3 separate regions of the Homo sapiens genome follow, and regions 1 and 2 are each linked to region 3. The links are chromatin contacts, found by Hi-C or POLR2A ChIA-PET in ENCODE. All regions are on one chromosome and are shown on one strand. Each heading gives the region's core, a stretch centred on a gene start or an enhancer-like site at or near the end of the contact. The rest is flanking DNA. Distances are from core to core; before and after follow the strand shown.

The links. Hi-C counts contacts between places; a loop is a spot of excess contacts on that map. ChIA-PET counts read pairs that join two places held with the same protein, here RNA polymerase II (POLR2A). Pooled maps may share reads with other maps.
Region 1: a loop to region 3 is called in a pooled map, with 4 times the contacts of the local background. The contact joins the promoter of DSTYK here to the promoter of PIK3C2B in region 3. A Hi-C loop is called at or near these places in 3 of 50 pooled maps. POLR2A ChIA-PET finds 5 or more read pairs at or near these places in 5 of 52 experiments (AG04450, BJ, GM12878 and 1 more).
Region 2: a loop to region 3 is called in a pooled map, with 5 times the contacts of the local background. The contact joins the enhancer-like site here to the promoter of PIK3C2B in region 3. A Hi-C loop is called at or near these places in 1 of 168 maps with a recorded cell type or tissue (naive thymus-derived CD4-positive, alpha-beta T cell) and 5 of 50 pooled maps. POLR2A ChIA-PET finds 5 or more read pairs at or near these places in 3 of 52 experiments (GM12878, OCI-LY7 and T-cell).

Annotation. Positions count from the first base shown.
Region 1 is chr1:205,210,447-205,213,146 of GRCh38, forward strand. DSTYK (dual serine/threonine and tyrosine protein kinase) reads right to left here and starts at 1,256. Exons shown (of 13, transcript NM_015375.3): 1 at 825-1,256. The coding sequence starts at 1,089. RefSeq lists silencers at 586-635, 1,056-1,185.
Region 2 is chr1:205,286,922-205,289,748 of GRCh38, forward strand. No RefSeq gene overlaps it. Among named protein-coding and RNA genes, the nearest start is that of NUAK2, 33 kb to the right of the region's middle. Within about 2 kb of position 1,435, at least 13 of the 41 ENCODE cell types and tissues checked have a DNase peak (open chromatin) inside an H3K27ac peak, as active enhancers do; they include OCI-LY7, where a contact is called at or near this core.
Region 3 is chr1:204,493,489-204,496,188 of GRCh38, forward strand. It overlaps PIK3C2B (phosphatidylinositol-4-phosphate 3-kinase catalytic subunit type 2 beta), which reads right to left and starts at 1,317. Exons shown (of 33, transcript NM_001377334.1): 1 at 868-1,317. It overlaps LOC124904584 (translation initiation factor IF-2), which reads left to right. Exons shown (of 2, transcript XM_047439554.1): 2 at 688-2,244. The coding sequence ends at 1,708. RefSeq lists enhancers at 507-696, 767-896 and a silencer at 997-1,466.

The DNA of each region.
Region 1 (2,700 bases), core at 6-2,505, 720 kb after region 3:
TAATTAGACGCAGTAGTTAACAAATCCTCCAGTTCCCCACCAACAGCAGTTTAAAAGGAAGCAAGACGTTAGGAAAGATTAAAGACTGCACGATTTTAAGTGTTTGGGGGCCTCTGGCACATCCTAGAAAGAATCATGCAAGAAAGAACAAGAGTAGCTAGTTCTCCATTGGCTCAGGACCAAAATGATCCCTTCCCTCTCTTCTTCACCTTAAGCATGAGCAACATCTCTGGCAATTCCGTGGCACCCATCAGATATGATTTCCTCTGGCGACCCCCAACCCTATTTAGAGAATGTCCCCTCTTCACAGAGCTGCCTCATGATTGGTGTGAACACATTTCACATACATCATCAAACCCACACACCCGACTACAGTCCCATGGCCTCCTCGGACTCCCGGGACTCGCTGCCGCCTCTGCTCCATCTCTAAACTGGGGCTCTGACCCACAACGGCGCACGCGCCCGCCCCCAACTCAGAGCAACTTTCCCCACTCCTCGGATTAACTGCTACCCTCTCCGAACGCCGGCCCGCCCCAGGTCCGTCAGCGCACACCCCGGTCCCCGGGGTCCCGCTCCGGGAACTCCGGCCCTCGGTTGCCCCTGGCTCCCGGTCCCCCAGCGGGCCCCTTCCTCCCCTCCTCAGAAGGATGCCCTCCCAAGGTATCCCAGATCCGGCCGGCCCATGCCCGGGGACCCGGCCACACGACACGACTGCCCCTTTCCGCCTGCCCGAGAAGACTCGGGCTTGTTTTGCAGGGCAGGGGTGCGGTCCGTCCTCCGATTTGCCTCTCCTGCCCTCTCTCCCTCCGGGCTGCCCTCCTTACCCGCCTGCAGCCCGGTTTCGGCGACATCGCCTGCAGGGCCGCGCTCGGCCCCGCCGCCGCCCGTGAGGGAGGAGAGACAAGTGTGGTTGTGGGAGCACTTGATGTCGCGGAAGAACTTCTGGGTCTCGCGCAGGTTCTGTCGCAGCCGTCCCAGGTAGCGGCGGTAGCGGCCGAAGCCCCGGCACAGCTCGCGGATCATTCCGCCGCCGCCGGGGCCGGGACCCGAGACGGGCTCGCTGCCCCATGGCACCCCGTCGCCCTCCATCGCCTCTGCCCGCTCTGTCTTTGCGGCTCGGTCCCCGGCCGCAGGCCCGGCCTCCCTCCTCCCCGCCCCCCAGTGCCGAAGGGAGGAGGAATCCGCCTCCTGACGCCCCCGCCTGCAGTCAGCCTGGCTCCCAACCTCCGTCACTGCCGTTGCAAACAAACCAAACCGCAGTGCGCCGCTATCGGAACCTTTCTCTCCACTATCCAGAAGCGTGAGGGAAGGATCGCTGGAGGACACCCTCGCCGCGGGGTCTCCTGGGACTTGCAGTCCGGGCTGGGACCAAACGCCAAAACCTCAAGGCTGGAGAAGGGGAGGCTGTGGATGGGACTGATCCCTTTTGGAGAAAACCCTCACTCGTTCTTGTGTTTTCGCGCTCTCTTCATTTTAAAAAGTGTTCCTAATCCCTCTATGAGCGTCCCTGAGGAGAGGGAGGAGCTGCAGGACCTGAGTGCCAGCAGAAGTGGGGGGGCCTTACCGAAATCGTAGCGAAAGATGTTAATAGTAGAGAAAAGGAAGGAAACAAGACTGAAGACAGTCATCTCCATGGCTACCCTAAGTGGCTCTCTAGTGTTTCGGATACAGTAGATACTGGGGAATCGGCTAAAAGTACCCTGGAAATCGGCTGAAAGTACCCTGGAAATAGGGAAATCTCTTATATTTGCATTGCGTTCCCCTTTTCCAACTTTCCTTCTCCAGACTTGGAAAGGAAGGGTGTGAAAGGATCAACAAGAGCTGTAAGCTGAACTTCAGTGGGTTCCTGAAGTAGGGAGACCGGACTGGGTAAGGGGAAGTTGAGGTTTGTAGCCTTCCAAACTATTTCTGATTATCTTAACTTGGTTTCTGCTAATATGGAGGACTTTCATTGACACACACAGTCACAGACTCCTGGACACAATTACAAAGGGGGCAAAACTTGACGTCACCTCTTTTGTGCTTCCTGAATTATCTCTCCCCTCTTCACCAGGCACAGAGCCCATCTGTATCTTTCTTGCTATAGAAAGACACCGTCTTTTACCTAGGCCAGACTTCTTCTCTGATAGGCTACATGATGTAGTTCCTTGACTGAAATTAAGAGGAGATTTGAGTTTGGATCTGGACTCTTCCTATACCTTGCATTGTGATCTCGGGCAAGACCCCGTTTCATCTTCTATAAAGTAAGGGTTTAGAATGGCAGATCTTTAAGCCCTTTTGGTTTTAAATTTTTGTGAGTCCTGCTTCAGAAATTTTACTTCTCCTGACCTCTCATCGCAGAACACCCAGGTGTTCTTAGCCAAATGATGTCGTGATATTTGGATTAATTGTTGTAAGATGTGAAGGCCTTACCTTTCCAGGGGCATTAGCATTTTATAAAAAGGGGTCACTAATTCAAATGAATCTGTATTTGATAAATGTCTGTGAGGGCTGACTGCAAGGAGGGAGCCTCATGCTCCTTCCCATTTACCCACTCCCCCTTCTGCCTTTTACTTGGTCACGTATTTTCCATCAGCCATTCTTCTTTTGCAAGATTATATTCCCCATGCAATCCCCAAAGGTTCAGTAAAATAGAAATGAAAATTAAAAATGGGAATTTTAATACAAAGTAGATACTATTTTTAAAATAGAAGAGCTGTA
Region 2 (2,827 bases), core at 185-2,684, 790 kb after region 3:
ACCACTTGTCCCAAGACTGCAGACACCTCACTGGCCAGGAGCATACAAGCAGGAGTATACAATGTGGCCGGGGGTGCATAGGAGTCAGGATACAGAGCCATGTTCTGTGTGTATGATGTTCACATACAGGAGCCAGACTTGACCATGGGAGACCAGTTTTTAAGTTTCCAAGGAATTCTTGCTCCCTAAACATGTACTTGACCCAGAAAACTCTTCAGCCTTCAAGGCCCAACTCCCTCCACGAAGAATCTGTCCAGTGTCTGATGACTAAAGGCCCTGGATTCAGATCCAGCTTAGGCACCGCCTGGTCATTATCTGACTTCTCTACAGACTGTGCCTCTAGTAGGCTGGAGCCCTGGACTCAACTCAATATTTCACCCCTGCCCCTAGCAATAGGGGGTCAATGGACATTTGTTCAATAAGCTCTAGACACCAGAAAGGGTGAACTGTCTCTTGGCTTCAGTTGTTCTGTGACTTCAGGCTAAATCCAAAACCTCTGCGGTCAAAGAAGGCCATTGCCACCCCTCCCCACCCTGTTCCCTCTTAGGTGGAAGGCAATTGTGGCCCTTAGAAACCCTCTGAAGAAGCATCTAACAGCTTTTCTCAGGCCGAAATGGGAGAGGGTGAAGGTTTAGGAAAGAAAACGGTCATTCTTATGTCTTTCCCCAAACCAGATGATTTCCCTTTGTTCCAAACAGTTGGCAAAGACGTCTGGGCAGAGAAAGGGTCCTGACTTGATGCACTGCTCTGCAGGCAGCTGGGTGACTCCGGCCTCTGTTGGTTTGCAGCCTGGGCCAGGGCTGGGGAGTTGCTGAGGGGTGGGCTCAGGCTCACAGTAGGTAGGCTGCTGCTTGGGCTTTCAACTATTACCTCTGATCACAATGAATTCATGAATTTATATTAGTTTGATGCATATCTCTTCCACTGGACTTCCAACCTCTGGAGCGCAGGAACCACACTGTATTTAATTCTGGAGCCTCAGGGCCTGGCACAATGTCAAGCACACAGTAAGTGCTCAGTAAGTGCTAGAGACAAAAACGCACTGCAGCCTCCCTGCCAGCCTGATTTCTGGAGCATCCCTGACTCTCTTAATGGAAAGAGCTTCTCAGAGCTTCCCAAGCTGACTAGAGGAGGGACTGTCATGGTCATGGGCCCTGCTTCCCTCTTATAGTTCTCTTAGCTGGAAGGCAGGATCCTTCTCCTCTGAGCTGCTTCTGAGGCCACTTATTTGTTTATTTCCAAACCCAAAAATGCTTCTTAGGTTTTGCTGCCACCTGACTTGAAGCTCTGACCACCCCAGTGCTACTTCTGCTCTGCCCCATCCAGACATCAAGCGAGATTCATTCCCCCAGCCTCAGACAAACCACACCCCTATCACAACCGTAACTATTCTTAGCAGAGCAGGAAGGGGGGCGCTGCCGAATGACCTCGCTGCCTATAGAGACTTCACCTCCACCCACCCTTCACTCACCCGGTGTCACTTCCCCCTTTTAATAACAACAACACTGACACCAAGTTTCACTTCCACCACTTCCTGTGGGTTTTGTTCATCCTCAGCTGCTGAGGTTTCTAGAGGGTGGGTGAGTCTCTGGCCCAGCTGCAGGAAGGTCCCTCTGACTATAAACTCTACCCCTAAGCATTTAGAGGCTTGCCCTTCAGTCCTCAGACACATTCACCTTTCTTTTTTTTTGCTTTTTTTTTTTGTTTTTTTTTTTGAGGTAGAGTCTCACTCTGCTGCCCAGGCTGGAGTGCAGTGCAGTGGCACGATCTTGGCTCGCTGCAACCTCTGCCTCCCAGCTTCAAGTGATTCTCCTGTCTCAGCTTCCTGAGTAGCTGGGATTACAGGCATGTGCCACCATACCTGGCTAATTTTTGTATTTTTAGTAGAGGCAGTATTTCTCCATGTTGGCCAGGCTGGTCTTGAACTCCTGACCTCAGCCTCCCAAAGTGCTGGGATTATAGGTGTGAGCCACCGCACCTGGCCACATTCTCCTTTTTTTTCTTTTTTTTTTTTTTCCAGACAGAGTTTTGCTCTTGTTGCCCACGCTGGAGTGCAATGGTGTGATCTCAGCTCACCGCAACCTCCGCCCTCTGGGTTCAAGCGATTCTCCTACCTCAGCCTCCCAAGTAGCTGGGATTACAGGCATACACCACGACACCCGGCTAATTTTGTATTTTTAGTAGAGACGGGGTTTCTCCATGTTGGTCAGGCTGGTCTTGAACTCCTGACCTCAGGTGATCCGCCTGCCTTGGCCTCCCAAAGTGCTGGGATTACAGGCATGAGCCACCACACTTGGCCCACATTCTCCTTTTTTAAAGCTGTCCAGAATAGGGGATTCTCCATCCTTCCCTGGGTCAGAATCCCAATATCTGATCCAAGTTCATCCTGTTGACTAACCCAAATCTCTCCTGCTATTAGGGTTGCCATATTTTGCAAGTAAAAATACAGAACACAGAACACCCATTTAAATTTGAATTTCAGATAAACAATGAATAGAAGGCCAGGGGCAGTGGCTTATGCCTGTAATCCCAGCACTTTGGGAGGCTGAGGTGGGCGGATCATGAGGTCAGGAGTTCGAGACCAGCCTGATCAACATGGTGAAACCCTATCTCTACTAAAAATACAAAAATTAGCCGCGTGTGGTGGCGTGCGCCTGTAATCCCAGCTACTCAGTAGGCTGAGGCAGGAGAATTGCTTGAACCCAGGAGACGGAGGTTGTAGTGAGCCGAGACTGTACCACTGTACTCCAGCCTGGGCAAAAGAGCAAGACTCCGTCTCAAAAAAAAAAAAAACAAAAAAAAAAATGAATAACTTTTTAGTTAAGCA
Region 3 (2,700 bases), core at 67-2,566:
AAGGCAGGCCTGAAGGAGCAAGAGCAATGGCAGAAAACACACACACACACACACACACACACACACTTCAACATCAGCCAACTAGGGTGTGTGCACTAACCTCATACATTTGGTAACCTCTTCCCACAATCCAGAAGCCTGCCAAGCCCCTGGGCTCCCCACCCTACTCCACCCCACACCAGCTTGGCAGCCTTGCTTGTGCTTCCTGCTGCGATTGCTCCTCCAACATCAAAGTCACCGCTGTCGGGAGCTGAAAATGAGGGACAAGTATAGGCCAGGAGAGCAGCGCCTTCTCCCAGCACCGGCGAACTCAGGCCTGAGGGTCCCTCTCCCTCTTTCAAGCTTTCAGTCTCCTTTTGCTGCAGTATCCTTATAAGGGAGAATCCAATTCTACCCTCCGCCCGACTAAGAAACGTACACATTCCCCAGGCTAGATGCCGACTTCTCACCCAGTCCACAGAAGGCACTAACCCCATCACAGGACAGGTTTTGCTTTTTTTATTTCTTATCTTAAATAAACAAACCCCAAAGCCATTGACTGGTTCAGATCGCCCTGCAGCTGGGAGCCAGGAAGTGTGTTTAGCGAGAAGGGGGTGGGGACGCGGGTGCCTGGAGCCCCAGAGGCCCTGAAGCTGCTGGAGTGGAGTGGAGTGGGGTGAGGGGCAACCTGCTCTGCCCGGCGGGCAGGAGCTCAGGCTCCCACGGCGTCCGCCGCTCAGCCCGCCGCCAGGAACCCTCGGCTGCTTCCATTGTTGCACCTCCGCTGTTGCCATGTTGGAGGGAGAGCCCCCTGACCTCGGCTGCCTCCACTCTGGGGGCACTTTACAGACGCTGGGGCCGATGCAACCCGCAGGATGCGTGTCCTACCTGCGCTAGCTGCTGGCTCTGCTGCAACATCCGACGTGTCTTGTGCCTGGCGACGTGGGCTGCTCGCTCCGCGCCTCCCGGGCTCGCTCTGCGGCTCCAGGCGCCTCTTGCACCAGCGCGAGAGGAGCTGGCCGGCCGCACGCCGCCTGCTCCCGGGCCGCTCCCCTCTCCAGGCTCCGCACAGACCCTAGGCTCCAAGGGGCAGAGGGAGAGGCAGCAAAGGGCGCAAGGACCAGCTTGTGGGGGTGGGGAGGGGTGCTCTCCGCCGAGAGCGTGCGCGAGCTCGCAGAGTCAGGCCACCCCGGGTGAGACAATAGCGGCAGCAGCGGGCGAGAGAGGGGAAGCCATCTCCCGGACACCCGGCGCACTGCACGGCGACGCGACGCTCGGCCAGACCCTGCCTGGACAGGCAGGCACCCGGCCGCCGGCTCCAGCCGCAGCGCCGAATCCGCCGCGAGCCGGAGGGCGGGGCGGCTGCTGGAACCCGGGCCGCCCTTCGCCTCTCCCCTCCCCTTCCCCCTCCTCTTCTCTTCTCCTCTCCTCCTCTCCCCTCCGACTCCCGCCCCACTTGCCATTGCGTGGGGGAAGAGAAACGCGCTGGCGTCAAGTTGTGCTCTGCAACCCAAGAGCCAGGATTTCCACTCCCCACTTGGGTGAGGGTTTTTGCGGATGGTCGTTAGTTTCCCCTGCTGGAACCCCTTGGCTTTGGGTCAGAGGAAAGCTCAATCATTCTGCTAGAAATGACGGTGCTGAGGTCCAGTTATCCGTTTCAGGAATTTCTACCATAATTACGGTAGCGATGTTCGGGGGATCCCCTACCTTGAGGGTTAGGTTGGGGTAGAGAGAGGCTGTCTCCGGGCTTTACACGCTCAGTGTCATTCGTCTTTCTGTCTCCTTCCTTCCTCCCTTTCTGGAAGGGGAGTCTCGTTTGTTTTTGTATTCGCCCAGGTGGATCTTCCGAGCTGCGATCCAGGAAACAGCAGTCAACCTAAGTAGGGAGGGGAGATAGAGGATCCTCCAACCCAACTAGGGTAGTGAGAAAAAAAAGTAAAAAAAAAAAACCTTTCATACAATATGTTATATTTAAATTTTCTACTCTAAATACCTTTCTTCCAGCAGTGGTCTCTGGAAGAATTTTCCTAAAGGCTCCACCCAAAAGAAACCATGAGTTGGCCAGCTCCTCGTTTGCATTTGGTTTGCATAGTACCAACGATCACTAATCTCAAAGTATATTTTCCTAAAAACGTGAATCGTGTTTTCCTCCACTGCCCTCATTTCTTCTTTCTTTCTCGACAGACTATGAAGATTAACACCTGGTCCTCAGCCTCTCAAGTAAAACCATGATTAAATAAATTTGTTATGCTTTTCTCTGGTTAACTTGTCTTTTGTTATAGAAGTGTCGGCTGTGACTCTTATGATGGGGAGGAAAGGGATCACTCCCCTTTCTGATCCTACAGTGCCTTCTGTACCCAATGCTTGTGACTTTCAGTATTCCACTTCACCCTCTGAATATCAAGAATAGCGTCCTCACCTATCACGCTTTCGTAATGATCAAAGGAGAGAATGTAGGTGAAACATCTTGATAATTAACTGAAGGCAGCTTGGTCTGCACATATGTCATAATGTATATGATGCTACTCCTGATCTCAGGAGCCACAGGGGTTAAAAAACGTGTCCGTGCACTTCTTCACCATACAAATATTTATGACAGCTTACTCTGTGTCTGTCATCAGGTCAAGCTCAGGAGCCTGAGAGAACAGAGTGTTACAGGGGCCACTGGTGGTTCTTTTTTTTTTTTTTTTTTTTGAGACGGAGTCTTGCTCTGTCGCCCAG